Regions from separate parts of the Homo sapiens genome. Here region 1 is linked to region 2. The links are chromatin loops, found by intact Hi-C in ENCODE. Cell type or tissue: GM12878. All regions are shown on one strand.

Region 1 (4,000 bases), 990 kb before region 2:
ATCACCATCACCCTCACCACCCAGCAGTTGGTGGGGTTTCAGGAGTAGTTGGGGGAACTGGGGGAGACTTGGCAGGGTTCCGCCACCATGAGAAAAATGGTGGGGTGGTGCTGTTTCCTCCTGGGGGAGGCTGTGGTAGTGGCAGTATGCTACTAGATCGAGAGAGGCCACAGCCTGCCCCCTGCACAGTGGGATTTGTGGACTGTCTCTATGGAACAGTGCCCAAATTAAAGGAACTGCACGTGCACCCTCCTGGCATGCAATACCCAGACTTACAGCAGGATGCCAGGCTCAAAGAAACCCTTCTCTTCTCGGCTGGAAAGGGCTTCACAGACCACCAAACCCAAAAAAGTGATTACCTCGAGTTAAGGGCCAAACTTCAAACCAAGCCGGATTACCTCGAAGTCCTGGAGAAGACAACATACAGGTTCTAACAGAGAGAAGAAAATATATTAGTGCTTTTTTTTTTTCAAAAGAAAAGGAAAATAAAAGAAATATATCCCTTGCTCCCTTTACACTTGTCCCAGTAACTCCATCCTCACGATCTTTCCTACCCTGAACAAAACTAAAACCGCATGATAACTAGAGAATACAGATGTATGCTCTCCCCTCTCAGATGCGATTTGGAGGAAGGGCCATACTCAGATCATTAATCAATGAAAGTGCCTTCGCAGACTTTTGCCAGCAAATGTTATCATTATTTTTTTATACTGAAACTTGAGACTTTGACTGTGCCATGTATAAGATATACTGGGGATCATTGTATGGATCCTAATTAAGTAAAATTCAATGTGTCTTTTTATTTTCAGTAACTATTTTTTTTATAGTTGTAGTTTTGATTTAAAGGGGGGGAAACAAGTTGACATTTGTCATTTGTGGCTTTCTTTCTTATCATCATGGCACAGATTCTGTACATGTATTAACAATGCAGTTTGCTGCATGCCTGGAAACTGCAAGATGGGGAGGGAGGGGGCGGGTCTTGCTCGAATGTTCTCACTCACTATCTTGTCTCTCATACACATATCCATCTGCAGACCATGGTCCCTAAACCTGCAGTTTCTTCCTGCTGGTGCAGGTACACACACACACACACACACACACACACACACACACACACACTCCATACCATTTCCATTCAACTCAATCTGCTTAGTTCGGGTTTGATCCATTTTTCTCCTCTCCATAGTTCTACCACCCTTCACTGCTAGTGTACAGCTCACAGCATCTCTCCTACCACCCTGGGAAAAGTCACATTCTAGGCTGGATTCTACTGAAGTAGAGGCCTGGTGGTTTAACAGCCGAAGACACACGCCTAGGGATGAGCACCCTCTTTGTGACACTTCATCCTGATGCCAAGATTTTTTGGAGAACATCTGCACTTTCTTATATATATATATAATATTAAAAAAAGCAACTGGGTATATATCACTAACAGCTTTGTAGGAAGCACTTTTAATGTTTTCTCTCTCACACACAAAGATTCAAAAGAAATGTGCATATATTTATTCTGTAATTTCAGTGATTATAAATTGTAAAGGTAATGTTTAATCATTGTATAGTGATTATGCCTCTGGTATAGCTTTCCTAATAAAAAGTTTTTGAAAAACATAATACATTATATATAGAGGATACAAAGCTTGAACCTTAAACTCCAGCTATGCCATGCCTTTCGTGCTTCCATTTTAGAAATGATTTCTTTTACTTGTTACACAGAAAGTAATTTATTAACGGGTTTGATGCACTGTGATGTTGATAAATCTTATATCCCACCATCTCTAGTCCAAACCAGGATACAATTGAGACTTAAAATGTGACTTACGGTTTACTTTTTTTTCCTTGAATTATGAATTTCAGTCTTAGTAACCAGTGATGCACTGTTTCCCAGGCAAGATGCAAGGGGGAGAAAATAAAGTAACTAGATCGCTAAGAAGTACAGGATTAATTAGGAGAAGATAATCTAGGATCCATACATCTTAAGATAATAAATGAGATAAAGAAATTGGAAAGTAAAATTGCTATTGTTTTTAAAATATGTAGTCCAATTACATGCACACCCTCACACACCCACACGCTTCCACACACACCCACACAACCCAATAAATATCAAAGGCCGTGGAGCCAATTTAGATGGCCAGAATCCTGTGAAAGCTGTCACTTATATTTGGTTACCATTTTCCAACCACTTACAGCAACTGGCCCCAATAACGCTTGAACTAAGTCAGAGGATGCTGAATGAGTTTTTCGTCATATGACATTAAAATTATGTTGAAAAATTAACCTGACAACAAACCAAGTTTAGATCCATTTATATGTGAGCGAAACCAAAGAATATTGGATTTTTATGGTGCCGGTATCAAATTGGTGGAGGAAACTTAAGAAAACAGACCTATGAGGCAGGCACTTATCTAAGTAGGCCATTAGAGGGCAGCAGAGTTCCAGAGATCCACAGACCCAGGACCCGCAGAACTGTGCAGCGAGGTCAGTGCTCTCTGCTAGGGTTTCCTCAAAGTGCCCATAGCAGGAATTATCATTAGGTGTTGAATGTAATTCATCACAAGTCACTGAAGCCTTACATCACAATTTTTTCCACAAAAAGAGAATGAGTCTAGCAGCTTCTGAAGGTGTGTGACTACAATAGCACGAAGGCATTGTAGTAACAAAATGAAAAGCCCCATGAATGTCTACAAGAATATATTTATATTCCTCTTAATTAATTATATAGAAATATCAGCATAGGTATGCATAAAAATAAAAAAGACAAGTATATACATATAAAATTGCAGTTTTGGGGCTCTTGACATGTATCTATAACTTTTATGCTCAATTATTTGAATATAATTTGGAATTATTTTAAAAGGAAAAAGCCCATGAACATCATTCACTTTATCTGTCTGTGTAATATTGAAATGAAGCTCTTATGCAGAAGAGTCAGGCCAATTATTAGATAAGTGTCATTCTTCTTTTTTGTTTTATCTTCTTCTTTTCTTTCTTGTTTTCTTTTTTTACTTTCCCACAAATCACCTTTCTTCTGGTTATCCCACCTCCTTTATTCTTTCTAATCATCTGTCTCTTTTTTTTAAGGTACATAAAACCAATATTACACTTTAAGTGTTTTAAAACCCAAATTACAGAGTCTCTCTGAACTAGCAATTTATCATACTTCCATTCCTCCTAATCAAATGGTTTGGGGAATAATAGAAAGCATATGCATAGTAAAAACTTAAAAGTGCAAAGCTAGATGCTTCAGATAGTAGTCCTCATTTCCTTAATGACCACGCACATATTCATAACACAGCATTTTATACAAATCAGGCTAAAGTACAATCTCAAAAGACCCTGGTGCTTTCAACGTTTGAAAAATGAGTGCCCATAAACAATATCAAATCACAATATAACTTGATAATTATAATGTTTATATTTCACTTATTAAATACAGAAAGACTGTTTGGTCTTAAATATAGGTGGTACTTTCACCCTTGAATGAGAAATAAATTTATTTATTTAGCAAAAATAAATTTATATGAGAATGGAATTTTGTATTTAAGGGAATAGTTTTTTGCTTTTATGGAATTTTCCACCCCCTGGTTAGGACATTTATTTTTGCTGTGCATTCAAATTACCTAAGTTAGCTTCAGTTTATAATACTAGATCTGATTTCATTAAACACGATGGATATTCATGTAGGTACTATGATTATAATATGTTTTATGTTTTTGCTGTAGTAAAATATTTATTTTTAAGAAAAAGTTAGATTACTAATTCACTTCATTGTGAGGACTAACTTGACTAAAGCAGACCCAGTTCTGGCAGTTACTTGCTATTATTCATTGCTATTTTTATTACCAAGTATAGTAATAATATTTAGAAATAATAAAAATATTGTAATATCTCAAACTATAAGATGATTAGTGAGAAATAATTGGAAATGAACTATTAGTTTAATTCAATAAGTTTTAACATCATGTTATACATCATATGTGGTATTATTTATGTAGATGTT
Region 2 (4,000 bases):
ACTGCCATGAGCCATGATTGTGCCACTATACTCCAGCATGAGCAACAAAGCAAGACCCTTTCTCAAAAAAAAAAAAAAAAAAAGGAAAGAAAGAAAAGAAAAAGAAAAACAAGCACATTTTATTTTCTTCTAGCCATTAACCAGACTATATTATAAGATCAAGTAACCATTTGTATAATATATAGTGGTTTATATGCACCCTCTACACACACACACACACACAGACACACACAAAACCCTATTAATGATTTACATAAAATCAAGGTGTATGTTTGTTCACCAATATTCAACACATAACTTCTTATTCACAATTGTATATAGTCACACACACATTTAGAAATTACACGCTGGCTTATAATTTGCTTTAAAAAGAACATATTACATTCATTGTTAAGAGTATTGGAAACATCACAGTAAAACATTTCAAGAGCTTTTGCAGACTTATTGAGAACACTTAGGCAAAGTGTTGATTCCAAAATGTCACACCCTGTAAAAACATTACTAAAGGCCTGTGAGCTTTATTTTAAACTGAAGCTCTTTAGTTTCATGAAATATTTCTATTATTCTGTCATGTTTTTTCTCTCACATAGTTATTATTTGAATTTGGCACAATTGGGGGAAAGATAGTTTTTACATGAAGGAGAATCCCCTATATAATATGGTTTATTGGAGATAATTAATTATTCTTTAGGGTCGATTCAGTTGTAGCATGTGTCAGAACAGTGAATCAAATAGTGATTTGACTGACAATACCACCTTTACAAACATTCGATTTATTTTTTTCTTAAAGTTACATGGCTTCCCCTCTGCTTTGTTGAAGCTGAGCTATTTGTCTTTATTGACATTAACTTCTAATTATATTTTTCAACTTTTATTTTGGTTTCAGAGGATGAATATGCATGTTTTTAACATTGATATGTTATGTAATGCGTAGGTTTGGAGTATGGATAATCCTGTCACTCAGTTAATGAGCACAGTACCCAATAGTTTTACAGTCTGTGCCCCCTTCTTTCTCACCCTCCTCCTCAGTACCTATTGTTTCCATCTCTATATCCCTGTATACTCAAGGTTTACCTCCCACTTGTAAGTGAGAACATGCAATATTTGTATTTCAACAGTATCTAAGCATTCTTTTCTTTGCCAGCATCTGTTACTTTTTGATTTTTTAACAATTCCCATTCTGACGTGAAATTGTATTTCATTCTGGTTTTCATTTGTGTTTCTCTGAAGATTAGTGATGATGAGCATTTTATCATATATGTTTGTTGGCCACTGGTAGGTCTTCTTTTGAGAAGTGTCTTTGCATGTTCTTTGCACACTTTTGAATAGGATTATTTGTTTTTTGCTTGTTGATTCGTTTGATTTCCTTATTAATTCTAGATACTTGGCCTTTGAAGGATGCACAGTTTGCAAATATTTTCTCCCATCTGCTACTTGTCGGTTTACTCTGTTGATCAGTTCTTTTGCTGTACAGAAGCTCTTTCATTTAATTAGGTCCCACTTCTAAATTTTTTTTTGTTACAATTGCTTTTGGGGACTTAGCCATAAATTCTTTGCTAAAGCTAATATCAAGAAGGGCATTTCCTAGGTTGTCTTCTAGGATTCTTATAGTTTGTGATCTTACATTTAAACTTTTAGTCCACCTGGAGTTAATTTTTGTACATGACAAAAGGTAGGGTTCCAGTTTCATTTTTCTGCCTATGGCTAGCTAGTCATCTCTACACCATTTATTAATTATGGTAGACTTTTCCCGTTGCTTGTTTTTGTTGACTCTGTCAAGGATCATATGATTGTAGGTGTGCAGGTTTATTTCTGGGCTCCCTATTATGTTCCATTAGCTTATATTTCTATTTTTGTACCATGTTATTTAGTTACTGTAGCCTTATAGTATAGTTTGAAGTTCAGTAATATGATGCCTCTAGCTTGGTTTTTTGCTTATAATGCTTTGGTTGTTCGGGCTATTTTTATGATTCCATATAAATTTTAGAATAGTTTTTTCCATATCTGTGAAAAAATGACATTGGTATTTTGATAGAAATAGCATTAAATCTGTAAATTGCTTTGGACAGTATGGCCATTTTAACAATACTGATTCTTCCGATCCATGAATGTGGACGTTTTTTTTTTTTCATTTATATGTATTGTCTGGATTTATTTCAGCATTTTTTGTAGTTTTCCTTGTAGAGATCTTCGACACCCTTGGTTAGGTGTCTTATTAGATATTTCCCTTTTTTATGGCTATTGTAAATGGGTTTGTGTTCTTGATTTAGCTCTCATTGAGGATATTATTGGTATATAGAAATGCTACTGGGTTTCATACATTGATTTTGTATCCTGTAAATTTACTGAAGTTATTTATCAGTTCGAGGAGCAGTTGGGCAAAGACTATGGGGTTTTCTAGGTATAGAATTATGTTAATAGTTAAGAGAGATATTTTCCCTTCTTCTTTTCCTATTTAGATGCCTTTTTATTCTCTCACCTCTGATTGTTCTGGCTAGGACATCCAGTACTATGTTGAATAGCAGTGGTGAGAGTAGGCATTCTTGTCCTTCCAGTTCTCAAGGGAAATGGTCTCAGCTTTTTCTTGTTCAGTATGATATTGGCTGTGGATTTGTCATCGATGGTTCTTATGATTTTGGACGTATGTTCCTTAGATACTCAGTCTGTTGGGGGTTTCTGTTATAAATGGATGTTGGATTTTATGGTGCTTTTTCTGCATCTATTGAGATGATCATGTGCTTTTTGTTTTTTATTCTGTTTATGTGATAAATCACATGTATTTATTTGAGTATGTTAAAACCCAACTTTTATATTCCAGGAATAAATCTTACTTGTTTTTGGTAAATTAACTTTGTGATATGTTATTAGATTCAGCTTGCTAGTATCTTCTTGAGGATTTTTACATCCATTTTCATCAAGTATACTGACTTGAAGTTTTCTTTTGTCATTGTGTCTCTGATAGATTGTGTATCAGGATGATGCTGACTTTGCAGAATAAGTTCGGAAGGAGCTCCTCATCATCAATTTTTTTGGAAATATTTTTGGTAAGATTGATACCACTTCTTTTCACATCCAGTAGAATTCTGCCATGAATCCATCTTGTTCAGGGATTTGTTGTTGTTGTTGTTTAATTAATGATTTGATATCGGAACTTTTTATTGGTCTTTTCAGGTTTCCACTTTCTTTCTGCTTCAATCTTGAGATGTTGTGTGTTTCCAGGAGTTGTTTTTCTGCAGATTTTCTAATTTTTGTGCATAGAGGTGTTCATAAGTCTTTGAGGATCTCTTATATTGCTGTGGGATGAGTTGTAATGTCACCTTTGTCATTTCTGATTGTACTTATTTGGATATTATCTTTTTTCCTTTGATAATCTAGCTGGAGTTCAATCAATCTTGTTTATTCTTTCAAATAACCAACTCTTGCCTTCATTGATATTTCAGTTGTTTGGATTTTTACATCTCAATTTCTTTTAGTTCTTCTTCTTTTTTTTTTTTTTTTGCGCTAACTTTGTGGTTATTTTGCTTGTTTTTTTATCCAGTTCCTCCTGGTATGATGTTAAATTGTTAATCTGAGATCTTTGTAACTTCTTGATAAAGGTATTTAGCATTATCAGCTTTCCACTTAACACTGCTTTACCCACATACCAGAGACTTGGAAAGTTGTGTCTCTATTTTTATTAATTTCTATTGTTTTTTTCATTTCTCCCTGAATTTTGTTTTTTACCCAAGTTATTCAGGAGCAAGTTGTCTAATTTCCTTTTTTTTTTAATAGATCTTCCTGGCATCACTTTCTATTTTTATTGCACTGTGGTCCACATTGTGCTTGGTATGATTTTGATTTTTTTAATTTATTGAGATTGGCTTTACGGTTGAGCATGTGGTCAATCTTAGACTATGTTCCATTATGAGGATGAGAAGAATGTATATTCTATGATTGTTGGGTGGAGTATTCTGTAGATGTTTATTAGGTCTAATTGATCATGTGTTGAGCTTAAGTATAG

What was found. Peaks named below come from ENCODE experiments on the same cell type or tissue, not always from the same donor. Only the 100,000 strongest peaks of a DNase experiment are listed, where the experiment ranks them.
Region 1: a loop joins it to region 2, with 6 times the contacts of the local background. A loop is called at or near these places in 2 of 110 quality-filtered maps.

What each region holds. Positions count from the first base shown.
Region 1 is chr3:165,184,331-165,188,330 of GRCh38, reverse strand. SLITRK3 (SLIT and NTRK like family member 3) reads left to right here. Exons shown (of 2, transcript NM_001318810.2): 2 at 1-1,611. The coding sequence ends at 434. Among named protein-coding and RNA genes, the nearest start is that of SLITRK3, 10 kb to the left of the region's middle. In GM12878, a CTCF peak has its summit at 2,430 (motif pointing right); a DNase peak (open chromatin) is centred at 2,449.
Region 2 is chr3:164,195,663-164,199,662 of GRCh38, reverse strand. LOC102724419 (a long non-coding RNA gene) reads left to right here and starts at 2,111. Exons shown (of 5, transcript XR_001740997.2): 1 at 2,111-3,044. In GM12878, no CTCF peak of the experiment used is centred here; no DNase peak of the experiment used is centred here.